2 separate regions of the Homo sapiens genome follow, and region 2 is linked to region 1. A link is a contact called in ENCODE Hi-C or POLR2A ChIA-PET data. All regions are on one chromosome and are shown on one strand. The core of a region is the stretch at or near the end of the contact, and the rest is flanking DNA. Distances in the headings are between cores, read along the strand shown.

Region 1 (6,249 bases), core at 3,422-5,921:
AACTTAAGTTTCTCCTGAATTTCTTTATTCACATCAGAATACAATATTAGAATATTATGAAATAATTAAGACAAGCATAAAATATTTATTGAATACCTACTAAGATCCAGGCCTGATACAGATACTTTACACACATCAGTGAAGAAAATAGACAGATTTATATTATTGAGCAGCATATACTACAGCAGATAATTAAAGTTTTCTTAATAGTATCTGCTCTATTTTGGACAACTTTTAAAGAATTTATTTATAATAAAGATGTATTATACAAGTATAATTGTTTTATTTAAATGTTTTGACATCCAATGTTGAGGCAAATTAGATTGTATCCCTGTTTTTATCACCCTCATAGTATCTTCTAGTGGTGCTTTTGTTACTCCTTTCTTCCATTCCCTCTTTATTCTTTCTGTCTTTTTTAAAAACAGCTGCAGACCATACACTTTATTATCAGCTAAGGGATACGTTAAGTGGCTGCCTGCCCAACCACAGCCAGTTTGTATCCATGATCACTTGGCTTAGCTATCCCTGAAGGAAGTTAAGTTGTATCCTAGGGAAATTAGACTGAAAATCATTTTTTTCCCCATTGCCAGCCATTCCTAGAAGTTCTATGATTAATACAAATTTCACTTCTAAAATTATTTTATTCACCCAGTCGCTTTGAAAGTTATATACAATGCAAAAAATAAGAATGTTATCTCTTTACTTACATTTTAACACCCTTACAAAATCCCCTATATTAAAAATAATATTTAACATTATAGAACAAAGTTAATATTTAAAGAAGCTGAGTTGTTCATTTTTGTTTCGTTTTGTGTTGTGGTATGGGGGAACTTATTATTTTAGAATGACTCAGTTAACCCTTAATAGTTTCTACAAAATGGAAGATCATCAACGCAAAAGAAAATACATTTGAATTTCAAGAAACACTTCTAAGCAGCCTATACAAGAAAGCAGTGGGCATCAATATGAGGGCATTTTAATTTTTTTTAGAATTGTTCAACTTTTTACATGTCACACAATTTGAGATAACGGGACAAATATGTCAAAGGGGTCAGTGTGTCATATTCAGAGGAGAACCTGCTTTGATATCTGACAGATTAGGTTTGAATTTTGACTCTGAAACTTTATAGCAGGGTGGTTTGAGGCTTTTGGAATAAACATTCTGAGCCTTCATTTCATTATAATAGAAGAGAGGGATCATGACATCCACATATACAAAGCACTTGGCATACAGAGGTATGTACTCTATGGTAGATATTAGTATTCATCATGAGAGAGCCAGATTTAAGAAAGACAAAAATCCTATAAAGACACCGAACTGTTCATTCCAAGAACATAGGTTTTGTGTGATTAAGGAATTTGACAGGGAGGAATACACAAAGATAACAGACTGAATCAAACCATACCAAGATCTCTGAATACATGTCAAGAAGTAAAACAAAATAGTTATCTTTTAAAAACCAGTTTTGGATCAGGTACTATTAGGGTCTTTTACGTATGTTCTTCCAGGTATTCCTCAAAATAAAACTGAATCTCATAGCGATTGATTGAATAGAGCCAGACAAGAGCACGTGGAAATCCCACTTGCCTTCGTGTGCACCTTGATGTGCAGCTACTGACACAGAAAAATAGGAAGTGCATTGTGGAAGAGTTAAAGGGGCGCAAAAAGTTTTATTCTGGGAAAAAATGCTAGTTACTAGAGTACAGTCTTAACTGACCAAGAAAAATGTATATTTTGTCACAATTTCCTTTATGTTTCCATTGGGACAAAGCTAGTCTAATATATGAGACTCTTGAATGGCCCTTATCTTTGATATAAGTGGAGAGTATTTGCAAAATGTAATTTCCTTGCAGCCCACTTCATTATATATACCTATTTTCATAACAAAGCCTGTGAAGAAAAATTGATGTTAAAATCAATGCATTCCTTGAATAATTGAGATTTTTAAAATGGATCTGTACAAAAAGCTATCCTTCAGAACAATGTCTCTCAAGTACTGTTTGCATGAATTTACACTGATTTTCCTTTGGAATTTATCTCACTTAAACTATTCATTTTTTTAATCATTCACAATATTTCAAAGCTACTTCTCTGTTTTTAAGCATTCTACTTTAATTTGAAAATAAAAAGAATGTAATAAAATTGAATGATTAAATTGCACTTCTGCTAAGCAGGATTATTTTCTTATATCTTATATCAGAATTTTATTAGGTAATTGTTTTTCATCAGTATGTTCTGCCTACATCCTAGTAGTTAGGAAAATTGGAAAAGCATTGCCAGATTTTCTTTGTACAGACGTAATCTTTACATTTCTTAAATTGTGCTTGACAATTTGAAGTGATGACAAAATTATACCTTTGGTTGTATATTTTTCTTATCATACTAATTTGAATCTAATAGAGGCAATATAGAATTTTTTCTTTTGTCATACATTATAATTTCTATAATTCTTTATAATATTGAAATTCTGTAGTTCAACTATTGCTTCCTAAAATACAACATATGCTCAAATCAAACAAGATTATTAATTTAAACACATAAATATTAGCTTTATTATTGTTCCGAACTTAGTTTCCTTTTGGGTTGTAAAATATAAGATGTGAAACTTATCTTTTAAAAATCAAGTGATCTTTGATTTTGCTACATCATCTACTCATGTGTTCTGGGCCTCAGTGGGGACCAGAAAGCTAAGGACTTAACATGTTTCTATGACAATTTTAGGAAGAAAAAATAGTATCATTTTACATCTCCACCTTCTCTTCATCAGAAAACAGACCTTGAGAATTATTGTAGATAGTCTTACACCATAAAGATAAATGCAATTTTGAGGAACACGTAACATGATTGCTAAGCAGTTGTGTGCATATATGTGTGTATATATATATATCCAATTTTGCACATTTAGTAATAGAATAACATATTTTTAAAATGAGGTCTGCCCTCAGTAATAAACTTTCTTATTTGTTAACAAATACTTTTAAGAATTCTCTAGAGAATTCTTGGATTGAGCCATAGTTACCAGAAGAATACTTCTGACAAAGACACTTAAGCAGATATAAGAGAGCGCAAAGGGAAGGCAGAGAGATGTTTCAACGCTGTCATTTTAAAACTTCAAAAAGCATCTCCACATCAGAAGCGACTTCACAGATCCCGAGTCTCTACATTTCTGAGATATTGTTTGGTTTCATTTTTTTTTCTCTCCAGGTTCCAGGTTCCATAATCTTTTTAAGAGGTATAGGATTTGGGAAACATAGTATGGAGCATGAAATTTCTCTCTCTCTCTCTGTTTCTCTCTCTCTATATATATATGTATATATAAATATATACATATATATTTTTAAATTATCAGATTAGTGATTAAGACAGATATTAGAAGAGAAACAACAAAACTGTTATTTTTCTTTCACCATTCATAGAATTACTGGTACTTCTATATTAAGAAACAAAATAAAAGCAATCATTTAAACATAAGAAGTAGTATGATAGATATATTTTTGATAAAAATCAAGTAAATATTTGTCTCTAAATTCAAACTACCCACAGTGCAATCAGTAAGTATTAGAAAACAGGTAAAGACTTGTTTTATGTGCTCTGGCTATATGTCAGACACAGAAGAAACAAGTAGAGCTGATAACCCCTAACTTTTAAGGTCTATTCTAGACGTAAAGATGCAGTGTAGTTCCAAAATTATAGTTAAAAAATATATATATACAAATAATAAATCATCCACAGTAAATGTTGGAAACAGAAAAAAACAGGCAATATGTACAAATATATAACTTCTCTAATATGAATATTAAAAAGAATTTATAAATAATAGAAGCATGCTGATTGTTTTATAATATTTTCAAATTCAAATTAAGAAAAAGATAATGAAGCTGTATTCAAGAATATTAGAAGTATTGTGAATATATATAGGACTGAAAATGATTTTGTATAACAGCAAAAAGCAAAATTGAATGGCATTCTATTTAAAATGCTTTCTTTTTTATATTTAAATGTATTATTTTAGAGAAAATTCATCATTTAATAGGTGGCTAGCAAACTGTTTCAAAAAGCAAGATAATTTACAATTGAGTATAGTATATCAGCATTTCCATATTTTGCATCATCTTGATTTAATATTTCTGGTGCTTCAGCAACGCTAGTGCCCATTCTTGGTAACCACATCACCACAGAAATGTAATATATGTGTTCCGTATCGTTTCCTGCATTATGTGTGTGGGTTGTGGTTGTTGCTTAAGTTCCCATGACTATTGAGTGAGGAAGTTGGGTATAATTCCTGGCAGCATAGTAGTTTATCCATTACACTAAAGAGCAGATCGTATTTCAAAATGTTTTTCTGAGATCATTACAGCAACAAATGGCAGGGTTATCAGCCTTATTACCAATTGCCCAGAAAATGTGGGGAAAAAAAGCCACTAAAAATAGCCACAGGAAGCAATAATTTCTATGACAAAATGTTCGGCTGTTTACTTAGTACGCTAAGTAATATATTTTTGATCAAAGATAAACAGTTTAAAAAGTTACATTTGTGTTGTGGGGAGGCAAGGCTGAGGGAAGGAGGAAATTGCTGTTCCCTAAAGGCTGATGTACCTTGTAAAATAATCTGTCTTCAAACTCAGAATGAAAGGGAGCCAAAAACAGCTTTGAATTACATGAAGACCCTGGAGAGGCTGTTCATTACACAATTTGCTGTAGTGGTTTGCAGATGTCTCATTTTGTGAGTCAGATTATGCACTTTATTTTTTGTTGTTTAAGTTATGTTGTATAGCGTTGGTTATAAATTCTTTCCTGATTTGTCACAATTTCTCTGTAAACAGCACAATGTCTACTTTGAACAAACTGATACATTGTACCCCTGCTGTTTCAAAACTGTGACTGATGAAAGAGCTGTACTCTGGCTCTGAAGCAAGTAAGGTACTTAGTAGAAAATGGCCCTTTTATATAGTGCATCCAACTATAACATCAGAAGGCTGGACTTGTAACCACTTTATAGAGAAAGTACCCAAGAGTACATGGTGAGGTGATCAGCAAAATGCCAACTCTGAACAGCAATGAGGCAGTGATGTCAAATGACCCGTTTTGGCACATTTTATTTTAAGGATGTAATCCTGTAGCACATACATAGTCCTTGCTAAAGTTAATAAAACTTCCATTATAAGCTAAGAAGTCTTACTAAAAAAATACTTATTCATAGATTTGTTCTAAAGTTGGGTTCCTGGTTTTAACTGAGGTCATATTCAGGCAATAAAGACTCTAACAAGAAAAAACCTTTTTTCCTTAATTTGGGAAAAAAATGTCATTATGCCTTGGGAAGTATTATAATATTGTTGTAATCATCTGCAATCCTCATTAGTCTTCTTATTATATCTGAAGCACTTGTATTTGTTGAAGTAGAAGCAGCTGAGATAAAAGAAATTTGAAAGTGAAATCATTACACATTTGAGTCAGTGCCTTTTTCAAACTGGAAGCCTGCTCTATTACTCTTAATGAGCTGATGCCCCAAATACTGAAAATGGATTCATATTTCTTAACCTCTTTTGAACCTCTAGTTAAAAACTGTGGTGTGAATTCAAAAGGAAAAAAGAATGTCAATGGTGTTTTTAAACTATTCATTTGGGGAACTATTAGTCAACCTTTACAAACTACTTGATAGTAATATTTAGCCAAGTCTAAAATTAATGTTTTTATCGATTAGAATACTAAAAGAAACCTATTTTAGTAGTTATTTTATATTTTTAAGGATCGATTATATGTCATATAATTCATAAACAACAGTTAATAGATACTTAAAATTTAAGAAAATATTTACATGTTAAAATTAAATATTAATAACAATATATGGATAAAAGCATATAGAACTAAATATACATGCACACAAATGAGTAAAAATAAAACTGAAAAAGCTGGATAAAATTGATATCAAAGTCAATATCCTAGGCTAATGTTATACTATAGTTTACCTTTAGCAGAAACTAGGTAAAGTATACACAGTATCTCTTTATTATTTCTTTCAACTGCATGTGAATATAAAATTATCTCAATACAATTTTCATCTAAAAATTAAATGTTACATAATTACAATTTGATCTATCTATAGCCTCTAAATTTACAAAAGGAATAGGCATTTTTAAATAACTGCTCTAGATATTTAATCGATAATAAATACCTAGTAAGAGGAGATACCCTAAATTTAGCATATTAGAAGTCAAGTACACATATAGTATGAGATTTTATAGGTTAAT
Region 2 (6,918 bases), core at 3,535-6,034, 1.1 Mb after region 1:
GTCAGGGTGTGCGAGAGAGAGAACCAAGTCTTCAGCTGGCCAAGAGGCTCATTAGCATTCCTAACCCATGGACCTGCGCTGACAACTAACAGAGATATCCCGCTCACCACCAGGCCTCCTCTCCTTTTGTCTTCAGATCTGGAGGAGAAAAAGATTTCTCGGTGGAAGCTGGAGCCTGAACTTCCATGTGGTTGTTGGAGATTCGGTGCCTAAAAAAAGACATACCAGGATCTTGCCTGATCTTTCACTCTGCTTTTAAAAACTTTCCTCTTAAAGAGGGAACTTTTTTGCTTTTCTCTCTCAAAGTATAATATGCTTGTTGAAACTTCAAACTTAAATGGGAGAGAAAAATTCTCTGAAAATATTTTGCCATTTTTCCTTGTTTACACAAAGAGAGGTGGATGTTTACATGTTTGATTCACATACACATGTAAAGCTGGTACTTTCGGTTAAAACTTTCTAGAACATAGCAATCAGGGGTTGTTTGAGCTTCCCACCCCGCTTTCTTTCTCTTGGTCATATTTTATTATGAGATAAAATTCATTTTGTTTTCTGTAATAAGCATCTTGCTCATTATTTTATTGCTCTCCATTGTTCTTTAAATGAAATACATCTTAAAATTACATAGATCTAGTTTTGTATTAACTATCAGAAAAATGCAATTTTAGAAATTTCTATTGTTGTAAGAAGCATTTAAAAATTATGCTCAATCATGCAGTTTTAATGACCTTACACCTATTTGGGGGAGAAGTGTCTTTTAGCCATATCTCAACGGGGATAAATATGTATCCACTTTGCTCTCCCAGATCCTGTTCCTTGAACTCCATCAAACTAGGCAGATAGTTTTACATTGGAGTGTACAAATTATCCCATGTTGACAGATGTTTGTCACTTAGTAACTTCTTTCCAAGTTTTTCCCCCTCCCCTAAGCTTTCTTTCCAGCTTGCTTTGTTGTTTTAAAATATGCATGTCTCTCACTGGAATGCCAGTCACGAGTGCAAACTTTGTGTCCAGCCTCCCACATGAAATGATCCTTTTAAAGGGAACTCGATATGTCTCAATCTGCACTTCACTCAAAGCCTCTGGGTACGGGCCACTCACTCACTGGTCCTGGCTCCAAAATAACTCAGCAGAAACGAGTTTCCAACTAAAAATCCCCTCGAATGTCTCCCAGGGAAGAAATATAGCTCCTATAATTAAAGGAGGCAACGGCCAGAGGGGGAGTGCAGCCGGCAGCCAAAAAAGAAAAGTAAGAGTTTTATTTATTTGCTGATTGAACTTGGGTTGTCATGACCAGCAGGTTTATCCACATTAGAAGTGCTGGAGGTTTGTACTATATGTGCACAGGAGGTAGAGGTGGGGAGAAAAGGAAGGAGAAGGAAAGTAGGAAGAATAACAGACCAGGCCAATTTTGAAGGAGAGAAAATGATCTCTGTGGGACAACGTAAATAAACTTCCTAGCACTGGATTTGACTAAAAACTTGTAGCTGAGGAATATGTGGAGAGGGGTTCAGAGGAGATGGGGGGTAATTATAGTAAACTCTTAGATGTGGGGTATCATCAGGAAAAGGAGGACTCTGTTTTCCCCAGAAAAGTAATGTGACAGCAGGAAATTTATTAGCTGTGCTGTGTGTGGCGGTTAGGTATGTGGGGGGTGGAATTATGGAGGGAGGCTCCAGAGAAAGGAAGAAGTTCCAGGACTCAAAGCAGAAGTGTCATGGAACCAGGAGCCCTCCACTCTCCTTGACAAAAGTTGCCTAGGAGGTGTAGATGTGAAATCTCTAGAAGACATTATCTTTGCACCTTATTAGTTTCATCTATTTGAGCTGATTCTGGCATTAGAACCACATATAAAATGAATCAGCGCACAGGATGAAGAACACCTCCCCACCTCTTGGGCCACCCTCCAAAAGGGGGTAGTAGTGATTATAAGCTTCAAAACACAAGGAGTACTCAGCCTGGGCAGCCCATTTCTATTAAAGAGGCAAAACTTTAGTACTGATGAAAAACAGATGATTTTTTTCTTCCTCTCTGAAACAGTTACTCTCTTTTACTGATGTGAAGTGACGTCAGCAATGCCTGCCCTATCCCCTTGGAGAGAGGGGAGAGAGGAGGAGGGTATGGAAGGAAGGAGCTGGGAGAAAGAGCAAGAGAAAAAGAGAAAGAGGAATTGACAGAAGAGGAAAAAGGGTGGTGGGGGGAGAGAATGAGAATGTATATCCTACACTTTGGGGGGCCAAAAATCCACAAAGAGTGGGCAAAACAATGCTTTAGAAGCCTGTGATTGATAAGACACCTTTCCTTGCTCTCACCCGATCTACATATTCTAACATATGGAAAGCTTAGAGGCCCTGTGCACTTATAGAAGCCGATAATGCATTAGCTCTCAGCAATATTTACAGCACCACTCTTAATACACACCAGATGGTTCGCGACTGTGCCGCCTCAGCCAGCTCACTCCTCGATTTTACTCGGCGGCACTTTGTTGCAATTACGCTCCATGCTGAGACCAATTTTATTGGTGACCTATTTTTCATATTTGCAGCATTTTATGTTAAAAACCTCCTCTCTGGCCTTTTTGTTAAGGGCAGCGCTCAGGAAGGGAGAGTTTAGGAGGACAGCGGTGCTGAGGGTCTGTCGAGGTGGATATTAATATTTATCGTGATGTTACATACCTTGGGTTTAAGTGAGTAAACCGGATAGACATAAGTACTCCGGTCATTATGTTTGTTCACTAACCCCTGTTTGTCAGACCCCCACGGACTCTACACGGCGCGCTTGCCTCAGAGTCAATACATCGGACCATAAATATTGTATTCCATTAATTATCACCCCACTGGCTTATCCTGGGCGCCGGCGTCCTCGAGCGACGCAGGGCAAATGAGGACGCTTCCTGAGCATATTTCTAGGCTGGGAACCCCGCTGAAATTTCCGCGGTGCCTGGGAATTCCTAGAGCCTGAGCGCCTGGCTCAACCCGGTCTGGGCCTGGGGCTGGCGTGCAGGGAAGGGGAGCTGGCGGGAGAAGGCCCGACGCCGCCAGGAGCACTCGGTACCAGTTATCTTGCTACGCAGAAGGCCACTGGGAGAATCCCATTTGGCACGCCGGAAAAGGCTTTCAACTTTATCTCCCGCCATGTAAATAACCCCGAGTGCCTGACTGAGGGACTTTGTTTTGCACCGAACAATATAAATATTCTATTTGCTACAACGCAGGTGTGCTCTTCCTACCTAAACTCTCCCCTCCCTGCCTCGCTTATGGTAACTCTTTCTACCCACCCCCTCCCCTGGTTAAAAAAAAATCACAGATGTTTACTTTATTGATATAACCTATACCGTGGTTAGGCTGAGAATAATACGCCTCAACTAACAGTCATTTAGCAAATAATAGAGGCGTTCTGGATGCTTTCCAACGTTACACATGTACTTGGTCATAAAATGATACGTGAAAAAATTAACATCTGCTTTCCTAAAATAAAGTGTGCCAAGTAGCTTTTTATGAATTCTTTCCTCATTTTAAAAAGAAATATGGAGAGACAAACTAGCACCCAGATGTATAGCACATTTATAATGGTTTTAGAATTTAAAGGTAGCTATTCATTGCACAAGCCATTTAAAAACTGACGTTTTAAAAGCTACTTAACCCCAGACATCTTCGAATCCTGAGGAGTCTTCCAAATTTTATTATTTAAAGAGGAATTTACTGTAATTTAATTGCGTATCAAGGCAGAACTATGTGCAAGTCGGGGCACTGCAGCCTCAGCTCAACAGAAATTCCATCTCGCCTTTTATTTACCTAATTTCTCAGCAAGGTTCCCAGGCCCTTAAGAAGGCCGAGCTGGAAAGTTTAGTTGGGCTCTTTTTTGTTGTTGTTTAATTCCACTATTAGGAAATGAGGCCTACCTTTGAATTATTTCATTATGATTTGGCCTTTTGGGGGAAGGGGTGGGAACTATAATCATTAGTGGCTTTTTATTATTTCTACAATAAATGGCTAGATTCTTTGTTGAATAAGCTGCTTGAATGTTTTGCAGATGTTCCACTTAGACCAAATCTGACCCCCTATTTCCTCCCAAATAAGTCGCTTAAACTCTCCCTCCAGTCCATTTACTGGAGAACATCCTCCCTCAACCTAGCAAGTTGATAAGCCTAGGACATATTCTTATGAAATTTCACCTAACTGCACATGCACGCACACACACACACACCACACACACATTTACACACACACTCCCACCCACTGAGCCTCTGAGCGTGGCAGAGGATAAGAGAAGAGAAAAAAAAAAGGCGAGGAACTGGTGAGGCGGAATGGAAAGGAGGAGGGAAGTCAGCCCAGTGGTTACACCCCTGTGCAGAGGCGCGCCCTCCACTGGCCCCCTTGCCCCACTTTGTGCCTTTGGTTTGAAACACTGGAGGTGGCCCAGGGCCGTTTTCCTCAAAGGACTGAGAATCTTGATTTGCCAAGTGCTTGGGGCCTCCGCCCAAGGTGTTTGGGGGCTGCGTGGTGAGCCGAGGCAAAGCCAGGGTACCCCGATCGTCTTCCGGGCGCATCCACCATGCGGCACCGCCCCAGCCACGGCGGCCGCGCGTGGAGACCCGGGGGCTTAACAAAGGGCTCCGCGGGGGCACGGGGGGGCGCGGCCACGTGACAGGCCCGAGCGCGACGTCGCTGTCCAGCCGCGGGGAGGGGCGGCCAGCCCGGGGGGCCGTGGGGCTTCTTGACATAGAACGTCCGGGCCTCGGGCTGGCCGCGCCGGGCCGCGCTCCGCCGGGATGAGAAGTACTTGTCTGGCTCCGCGCTGGAGAAGCCGCACCTCTCATCTCTCCGGCTCTTACTTGAAAAAGCACTTGGAAGAAACTGTGTGTGCGCTGGGAGGGCCGCGGGGTGGGCCGGGGCCGGCTGCGAGGCTGAGGGGGGCCGGCTGGTGGGTGGATGGGGAGGAGGTTGAAGAAACAGCCCCTTTCTGAGTGACAGGACCCCTTTTCAAAGGGCAAACAGAAAAAAAAAAGAAGAAGAAGAAGAAGAAGCTCCTAATATGAATAGGAGAATTTTCAATGTTTCGCAGTTACTCCACCTCCCCCCTTTTAAAGAGGGATATTTTTTCCTTTCCTTTTTTCCTATTTTTCTTTCTTTCCTTTCTGTCCTTACCCTCCCTTCCTTTCCTTCCTTCCCTCCCTCCCTCCCTCCCTCCGTTCCTTCCTTCCTTCCTTCTTTCCTTCCTTCCTTCCCTTTTCTTTCTTTCTCTCATTAGATTGGAATTGCGTGCACAAACGTGTTTTTATGTGTTTTCAGGAGAAAGAATGATTCATTAACTTTAAAAAATCTTCATGGGTTTGTCAGAATTATTGAAACATGTTATGGTGTTTTCGAGGACCCACTGACCAGAGTGGAAAGGCAACAGACGAGTCACGCTTTCAGACAGGGGGTTTTAAAGATGCTGGGTTTGTAGGGGCGAAAAAAGGGAATATCTTACGAAGTTCTCCCTCATTCCAATAACAAAACCTGTCACATCTTCACTTCTTACTAGAAAAGATAGTGTCCTCATTTCCTCATGTGAACAGCTCTAAAGTGATTACTGAATGTCTCTGTGAGAAATCAGGATGGGAGAGGAAAGCTCATCACATTCAGAGATTTTTTTTTAAGCCTGCCTTCATGTAATTTAACCTTAGAAACACTTTTATTATCCTCATTCTCAACCCCAGCTTTTTTTTTTTTAATTGGAGGGCCATGCCATATAGAGGAGAAAACCTTCTTTTAAAAAAGATTTAAACCCACAGTACCACTTGTTTGTTGTTGTTGTTGTTATCATGATTATGATGGTTATTATGTCGTCCCCTCCTTTTTGCACTTGATCTGATGAGAGAACTTTTTTTAAGAGTGTGAAATGAAGGACACAAAGACATATATCAATGAAAAGAAGAAAGTGGCCCTTTTAATGAGAACTAAAGAAAACCCAAATGTAGATGAAGTGTACCGTAAAAGCTGCTTCAAAGTCCATCTTAATTCCCTTGGGCTCAGTCATCACGAACGCGTGATAATTGGGAGTTCTGCACGGAGGTAAGGCCGCCATAGGGTGGGGAGTCCCGCAGATGCACCTCCCTGCCCTGTAATCCCAAATACATTTCAACCAAGAACTTGGAGATATTACAGAACCCAGATTTGGCTACTCCACCTTCAAACGCTACCTGCCCATTAAAGACATTTTGTTTTCTTCCAGAGCAACTGTGCTCACTAGGGGAGCATCATCCTCTGTCCCACCCCACCTCACCCCCCAGCAGGCTGATATAGGCTGGACAATATTGTAAGGTTTTGATCATTATTTTGTGATCAACTCTGTTTAATTTTCTATTTATTTTCGGACCTGAGCCTTTCTGGATCACAAAAGTCCCCACAAGTAACACAGCAATAAATCTGAACAAAAATAAGACAGATTTCCTTATCGATGTGTAATAAAGTTAAAGGACATTGTTTTGTCAGACAAGCGCTAAGTAGAAAATAAATCTCAGGGTCTGGGGAAACAAAACGGAGCGCTGCTGGCATGTGTGTAAATTTACTTTTAAAAGCAATAAATCAATGTTAAATTAAACAGCTGGGTACCCTGTCTAGGAGAAGGTTCCGTGTTTAAGAAGACCTTGATGGGAGAAATGTACTATTTAACAAGACACACACACACACACACACACACACACACACACACAAAGTTAAATTTTTATTGGCATCCGGAGGCAAGACTGCCCTGGGAACTTTTCTTCTGAACTTCAGAGAGGGAGAGGGAAATAAGAGAGAGCATGAATTGTGTCTACTGTCCATCCTCAGATCTTTACACATATTTTCAGGCATAAGGAGAAAAGGAGGTTTTGTAGAAATGTATTAGATGTGTTCTAAATTGTGGGTTAAACTATGAAGTCTCTCTTTATTG

Evidence for each region. A loop is a pair of places that touch in the nucleus more often than their neighbours do. ChIA-PET counts read pairs that join two places held with the same protein, here RNA polymerase II (POLR2A). Pooled maps may share reads with other maps.
Region 2: a loop to region 1 is called in a map of chondrocyte, with 4 times the contacts of the local background. The contact joins two enhancer-like sites. A Hi-C loop is called at or near these places in 1 of 168 maps with a recorded cell type or tissue (chondrocyte) and 1 of 50 pooled maps. POLR2A ChIA-PET finds 5 or more read pairs at or near these places in 1 of 52 experiments (BJ).

Annotation. Positions count from the first base shown.
Region 1 is chr5:92,548,065-92,554,313 of GRCh38, forward strand. LOC105379082 (a long non-coding RNA gene) reads right to left here. Exons shown (of 4, transcript NR_188298.1): 4 at 5,073-5,407. Among named protein-coding and RNA genes, the nearest start is that of LINC02058, 390 kb to the right of the region's middle. Within about 2 kb of position 4,672, at least 6 of the 41 ENCODE cell types and tissues checked have a DNase peak (open chromatin) inside an H3K27ac peak, as active enhancers do.
Region 2 is chr5:93,599,592-93,606,509 of GRCh38, forward strand. No RefSeq gene overlaps it. Among named protein-coding and RNA genes, the nearest start is that of MIR2277, 18 kb to the right of the region's middle. RefSeq lists an enhancer at 1-300. Within about 2 kb of position 4,785, at least 6 of the 41 ENCODE cell types and tissues checked have a DNase peak (open chromatin) inside an H3K27ac peak, as active enhancers do.